Regions from separate parts of the Homo sapiens genome. Here region 1 is linked to region 2. A link is an interaction called in ENCODE POLR2A ChIA-PET data of the cell type or tissue named here. Cell type or tissue: HepG2. All regions are shown on one strand. Each heading gives the region's core, and the rest is flanking DNA. Links, peaks and the distances in the headings are about the cores only.

What was found. ChIA-PET counts read pairs that join two places held together with the same protein. Peaks named below come from ENCODE experiments on the same cell type or tissue, not always from the same donor. Only the 100,000 strongest peaks of a DNase experiment are listed, where the experiment ranks them.
Region 1: POLR2A ChIA-PET joins it to region 2 with 8 read pairs; 6 of 35 experiments call an interaction of 5 or more read pairs at or near these places.

What each region holds. Positions count from the first base shown.
Region 1 is chr10:133,269,810-133,272,704 of GRCh38, reverse strand. It overlaps ADAM8 (ADAM metallopeptidase domain 8), which reads left to right. Exons shown (of 23, transcript NM_001109.5): 9 at 120-289; 10 at 431-512; 11 at 751-899; 12 at 1,000-1,177; 13 at 1,416-1,505; 14 at 1,635-1,824; 15 at 1,900-1,969; 16 at 2,195-2,345; 17 at 2,731-2,808. Among named protein-coding and RNA genes, the nearest start is that of ADAM8, 5.6 kb to the left of the region's middle. RefSeq lists an enhancer at 1,440-2,196. In HepG2, for the core only: no CTCF peak of the experiment used is centred there; no DNase peak of the experiment used is centred there.
Region 2 is chr10:133,322,589-133,325,483 of GRCh38, reverse strand. All of the region lies in intron 5 of ZNF511-PRAP1 (ZNF511-PRAP1 readthrough), which reads right to left. It overlaps CALY (calcyon neuron specific vesicular protein), which reads left to right. Exons shown (of 6, transcript NM_015722.4): 6 at 1-1,412. Among named protein-coding and RNA genes, the nearest start is that of CALY, 13 kb to the left of the region's middle. RefSeq lists a silencer at 872-921. In HepG2, for the core only: no CTCF peak of the experiment used is centred there; DNase peaks (open chromatin) are centred at 893 and 1,203; H3K4me3 peaks cover 690 bases; H3K27me3 peaks cover 439 bases.

The DNA.
Region 1 (2,895 bases), core at 202-2,701, 53 kb after region 2:
GCCCCGCACCTGTGCCTGGCCCCACCTCGCCGTGGGACAGGTGCATCCTCCGCCACCCACCCTCCCTGCTGTACCTTCCGCCACCCTGCCTGACCCCCAGGACTCCACCACCTCTCCAGCTATATCAGAAACTCAACTTCCGTGTGGTCCTGGTGGGCCTGGAGATTTGGAATAGTCAGGACAGGTTCCACGTCAGCCCCGACCCCAGTGTCACACTGGAGAACCTCCTGACCTGGCAGGCACGGCAACGGACACGGCGGCACCTGCATGACAACGTACAGCTCATCACGTGAGCTGGCGGAGCGGGCAGGGTGGGGAGGGCTGGGGAGGGAGGGCGGGCAGGGTGGGGTGGAAGGGAGAGCAGGGCTGGGGTGGGAGGGAAGTGGGGAGGGAGCCGTGTCCAGGGCATCTGTGTCACTCCCACTTCCAGGGGTGTCGACTTCACCGGGACTACCGTGGGGTTTGCCAGGGTGTCCGCCATGTGCTCCCACAGCTCAGGGGCTGTGAACCAGGTGAGGGGGCTCCTGCCCGGGTTTGCCAGGCCGAGGCCAGAGCTGGATAGGGGAGGGGACGCCTCGGTCCAGGTCTCTGGAGCAGGCCACCTCCCCTCAGGCCAGGTTTAATGCCTGATTTTATGTTTTAAGGTGGTGTTGGCGGGAAGCTGTGCCAAGTCCTGGGCCCTGGTGGGGTGAGGGTGGCAGGCGTGGGGAGTTGGCCACATGGTTCCTGAGAGCACAGACCCTCCTGCAGGACCACAGCAAGAACCCCGTGGGCGTGGCCTGTACCATGGCCCATGAGATGGGCCACAACCTGGGCATGGACCATGATGAGAACGTCCAGGGCTGCCGCTGCCAGGAACGCTTCGAGGCCGGCCGCTGCATCATGGCGGGCAGCATTGGGTGAGGCGGCCAGGCCCTGCAGAGCCAGGGTATGCTGGAGGTACGAGGTGGGTGGGGAAGGGGCCAGGCCGCCTCCCCCAATGCTGCCCCGCCTCCCCAGCTCCAGTTTCCCCAGGATGTTCAGTGACTGCAGCCAGGCCTACCTGGAGAGCTTTTTGGAGCGGCCGCAGTCGGTGTGCCTCGCCAACGCCCCTGACCTCAGCCACCTGGTGGGCGGCCCCGTGTGTGGGAACCTGTTTGTGGAGCGTGGGGAGCAGTGCGACTGCGGCCCCCCCGAGGTGCGTCCATGCCCCATACCTGCTCCCGTCAGCACTGGGTGCCACAACCTCTGTCCCTTCAGGCCAGGGTGACCACTGCACATCCACACGTGGAACTTGGGGCTCTGTGGGTGTCCAGAGCGGTCACAGGGAGGGAGTGGCTGCAGGGCACCCCAGTGGTCAGGGGAGGCGGCCAGGTCCGCCCTGGAGCCCAGCCCGGCCCCAGTGCAGCCTGCCAAGGCCTTTGCCGTCGCCCCAGGACTGCCGGAACCGCTGCTGCAACTCTACCACCTGCCAGCTGGCTGAGGGGGCCCAGTGTGCGCACGGTACCTGCTGCCAGGAGTGCAAGGTGAGTGCAGCCTCCCACCAGTGACCCCCAGAGCCCATGGCTGGCAGGTGGGAAGGGACCCTGGGGCACCAGGGACCAGGCAGCTTGCGTGGACCTGTCCCCATGGTGAGCTGTTCTCTGCTGGGCCAGGTGAAGCCGGCTGGTGAGCTGTGCCGTCCCAAGAAGGACATGTGTGACCTCGAGGAGTTCTGTGACGGCCGGCACCCTGAGTGCCCGGAAGACGCCTTCCAGGAGAACGGCACGCCCTGCTCCGGGGGCTACTGCTACAACGGGGCCTGTCCCACACTGGCCCAGCAGTGCCAGGCCTTCTGGGGGCCAGGTGAAGTGGGCACAGAGCTGGCCTGGCAGGGTGGCTGCAGGCCTTGCCAGGGCTAACCCGCTTCTGGTCCCACAGGTGGGCAGGCTGCCGAGGAGTCCTGCTTCTCCTATGACATCCTACCAGGCTGCAAGGCCAGCCGGTACAGGTGAGCTGAGACCGCCCTGGGCCCAGGACATGTGCTGTTCCCACAGCGGGGTCAGCCCCAGAAGGGCCTCTGCAAAGGGTCCTGCTCCCATGAGGGTCTGCTCTGGACCCATGGACCCCAGGCTCAAGCGCACCGTGTTGTGGGAGGGAGGTGGGTCACTGTGGCTCCTGGGCTCCCCAGCATGCTCCCAGGCAAGCTGGCCCACGACCTGCCGTCCATCCACAGGGCTGACATGTGTGGCGTTCTGCAGTGCAAGGGTGGGCAGCAGCCCCTGGGGCGTGCCATCTGCATCGTGGATGTGTGCCACGCGCTCACCACAGAGGATGGCACTGCGTATGAACCAGTGCCCGAGGGCACCCGGTGTGGACCAGAGAAGGTGAGCCCCTGGCTCAGAGGCCGCGCCACCCCCCAGGCATCCCGGGCATGTGCCCCACGTGGGTGCAGATGCGTTTCTGAGCTTGGCAGCTGCTCGAGGCCATGGGAACAGAGTTCTCTCCGCGCTTCTAGTAGAGACTGAAAGGTTTCCGGGGGTGGGGAGAGACATGGTTCTCAGTTCATCTGATGGCCGTCGCCGGCGGCCACGTGCCCCAGGAGGGCCACTTCCCAGGGGCTTTGGGGGTAGGCAGCCGGCAGATGGGCTGAAGCACAGCCACCTTGGACGTGGTGACCACAGCCCACCCCCAGCTTACCATGCAGTTTCAAGGGACGCTGGCGGGGCAGAGGTCCAGAGCGGCTGCCTGAGAGACGCCTCCTACCCCCAGGTTTGCTGGAAAGGACGTTGCCAGGACTTACACGTTTACAGATCCAGCAACTGCTCTGCCCAGTGCCACAACCATGGGGTATGTGTGGCCTCTCGGGACAGGGCCCCTGCACAGAGGCTGCCGCTCTGAGGGAGCCGGTGCTGGGGACAGCTCTGGACACGGGAG
Region 2 (2,895 bases), core at 125-2,624:
CGCCCCCGTGGGTCTCTGACTCTGTCGCTTTTCTCTAAGTAAAGATTTCACGTCCACCGGAGGCTTCCATCTCTCCTGCGCGTCCTCTGCCGGGCTGGCCTTTCTCCCGCCCCCCACCCCGCCAGTTGTGAGTGAGGCCGGCATTGTGCTCCCCCCAGGGACCCCCGAAGGACCCAGGAGAGACCCCGTGGGGGGCAGCTCCCAGGAAGCCGTGGTGCGCCCAGGCGGAGCACGCGCATCCTCGCGCTGCGTGGTCCGGGCCTTGTCCAAGCCCCACCGGGATGTGCCTTAATGGCGGGGCTCCGGCCCACCCAGGGGAGCCTCGGGTCCATCCCTATCCGCTGCCCAGCCCCTTGTCCTGCTGGTTCCCCGACCCCCCGCCCCCATCTACCTGGTGCTGGGCCTGGGCCCCGGGCGTTCCCCCTCTGACAGGAGTGTCTGCCTCCCGGGGGACCCCTGGTTCTGGGCGGCACCCATGAGCAGCTCCTGCCTCCTAGATGTGTGGCCCACAGGCATAAATGACCAAGTGAAGAAAGGAGTGAATGGGGGCGTCTGAGTGGGGAGTGGGGCCTGATGAGGGGTGAGCTCTGGTTCCTGGGGGCTGGGGTCTCCCGTGTCCCTGGAGCCAGATGAAAGATGGTGAGGCTGAAACGCCAGGGGAGCCTGGAGCTGCCATGAGTCTCCCCCAGCATCCCCACCCCAGCCCCAGCATCCCCACCCCAGCCCCAGCATCCCCACCCCAGCCCCAGCCAACTCCCGGCACTGAACACTACAGGGAATGGACTTCCGGCAGATCTCACCCACCACCTGCACCACCCCAGCCAGCAGCAGCTCTGCAGCCCCGCCCACCCCAGCCAGCAGCAGCTCTGCAGCCCCGCCCACCCCAGCCAGCAGCAGCTCTGCAGCCCCGCCCACCCCAGCCAATTGCAGCACTGCAGCCCCGCCCACCCCAGCCAATTGCAGCACTGCAGCCCCGCCCACCCCAGCCAGCAGCGGCTCTGCAGCCCCGCCCACCCCAGCCCCCGACCATTGGTGGATGGAAGCCCCCCACCATTGGCTCCCAGGCTTGCTGGCTAGGTGCGGGTCTAGGCAGCTTCCCAGCTCAGTGGGACTGGCCTGCTTTGGAACAGCGGCAGTGCCCAGGAAGCCTGTGAACTGGGCCTGCCAGGGAAGCCATGGTGAGCTGGAAGCCAGCCAGGTGGGGTCAGGGAAGGCAGGGCCATGCACACCACACCCTTCACTGCTGGGCTTCTAAGGGCATTGGCCAGATGAACAAGCACACGCAGAACTGAATTGGCCCTGATGGCCTGCAAGGGAGGGGGGCCCGGGGCCTGGGGCGTCAGCTGGGATATATGGGGGCAGGGAGTCTCTGCATGGCCGATGTTTGAATTAAAATACAGCTTTCCCCTGTATTTTATTATTATTATTATTATTATTATTATTATTATTATTATTATTATTTTGAGAGGGAGTCTAGCTCTGTCGCCCGGGCTGGAGCGCAGTGGCGCGGTCTCAGGTCACTGCAAGCTCCGCCTCCCGGGTTCCCACCATTCTCCTGCCTCAGCTTCCTGAGTATCTGGGACTACAGGCGCCCGCCACTACGCCCAGCTAATTTTTTGTATTTTTAGTAGAGACGGGGTTTCACTGCGTTAGCAAGGATGATCTCAATCTCCTGATCTCGTGATCCGCCCGCGTCGGCCTCCCAAAGTGCTGGGATTACAGATGTGAGCCACCGCGCCCGGCCTTATTATTATTATTTTTTTGAGATGGAGTCTCGCTCTGTCACCCAGGCTGGAGTGCAGTGGCACGGTCTCGGCTCACTGCAAGCTCCGCCTCCCGAGTTCACACCATTCTCCTGCCTCAGCCTCCTGAGTAGCTGGGACTACAGGCGCCCGCCATCGCGCCCAGCTAAGTTTTTGTATTTTTAGTAGAGATGGGGTTTCACCATGATAGCCAGGATGGTCTCAATCTCCTGACTTCATGATCCATCCACGTCAGCCTCCCAAAGTACTGGGATTACAGGCGTGAGCCACCACGCCCAGTCTGTATTTTTTTTTTTAACATTTCGAGATAATTTCAAATTTGGAGAACAACTGTGATCATGTAAAGAACTCCCATGCACCCTTTACTGAGATTGCCCAGTGGCTGATGCCCTAATCCCTTTAGTGTTGCTGTAAAAAAAAGGAGGTTTATTTGGCTCACAGTTCTGGAGGCTGTACAAGAAGCACAGCATCAGCATCTGCTTTTGGTGGGGCCTCAGGCTGTGTCCACGTATGCTGGATGGGGAAGCAGGCCTGGTGTGCAGAGACCACAGGGCCAGAGAGGAAGCAGGAGAAGGATGGAGGGAGGTGCTAGGTTCTTTTTCTTTTTTTGAGACAGGGTATGCTCTGTTGCCCAGGCTGGAGTGCAGTGGCACAATCACAGCTTGCTGCAGCCTCCACCTCTTGGGCTCAAGTGATCCTCCCATCTCAGCCTCCTGAGTAGCTGGGGTTACAGACATTGACCATATCATCTCTTTTGTAGAGACAGGGTTTTGAAACGTTGCCCAGGCTGGTCTTGAACTCAAGTGATCCACCTGCCTTGGCCTCCCAAAGTGCTGGGATGACAGGTGTGAGCCATTGCACCTGGCCATACCAGACTCTTTAACAATCAATTCTCGGCTGGGCGCAATGGCTCACGCCTGTCATCCCAGCACTTTGGGAGGCCAAGGTGGGCAGATCACTGTAGGGTCCAGTCCTAAGGGGCTTAGCAGGTGTTCTCCCCATGTGCGGAGACGAGAGATTGTAAGAAATAAAGACACAAGACAAAGAGATAAAGAGAAAACAGCTGGGCCTGGGGGACCAATACCATCAAGAGGCGGAGACCGGTAGTGGCCCCGAATGGCTGGGCGCACTG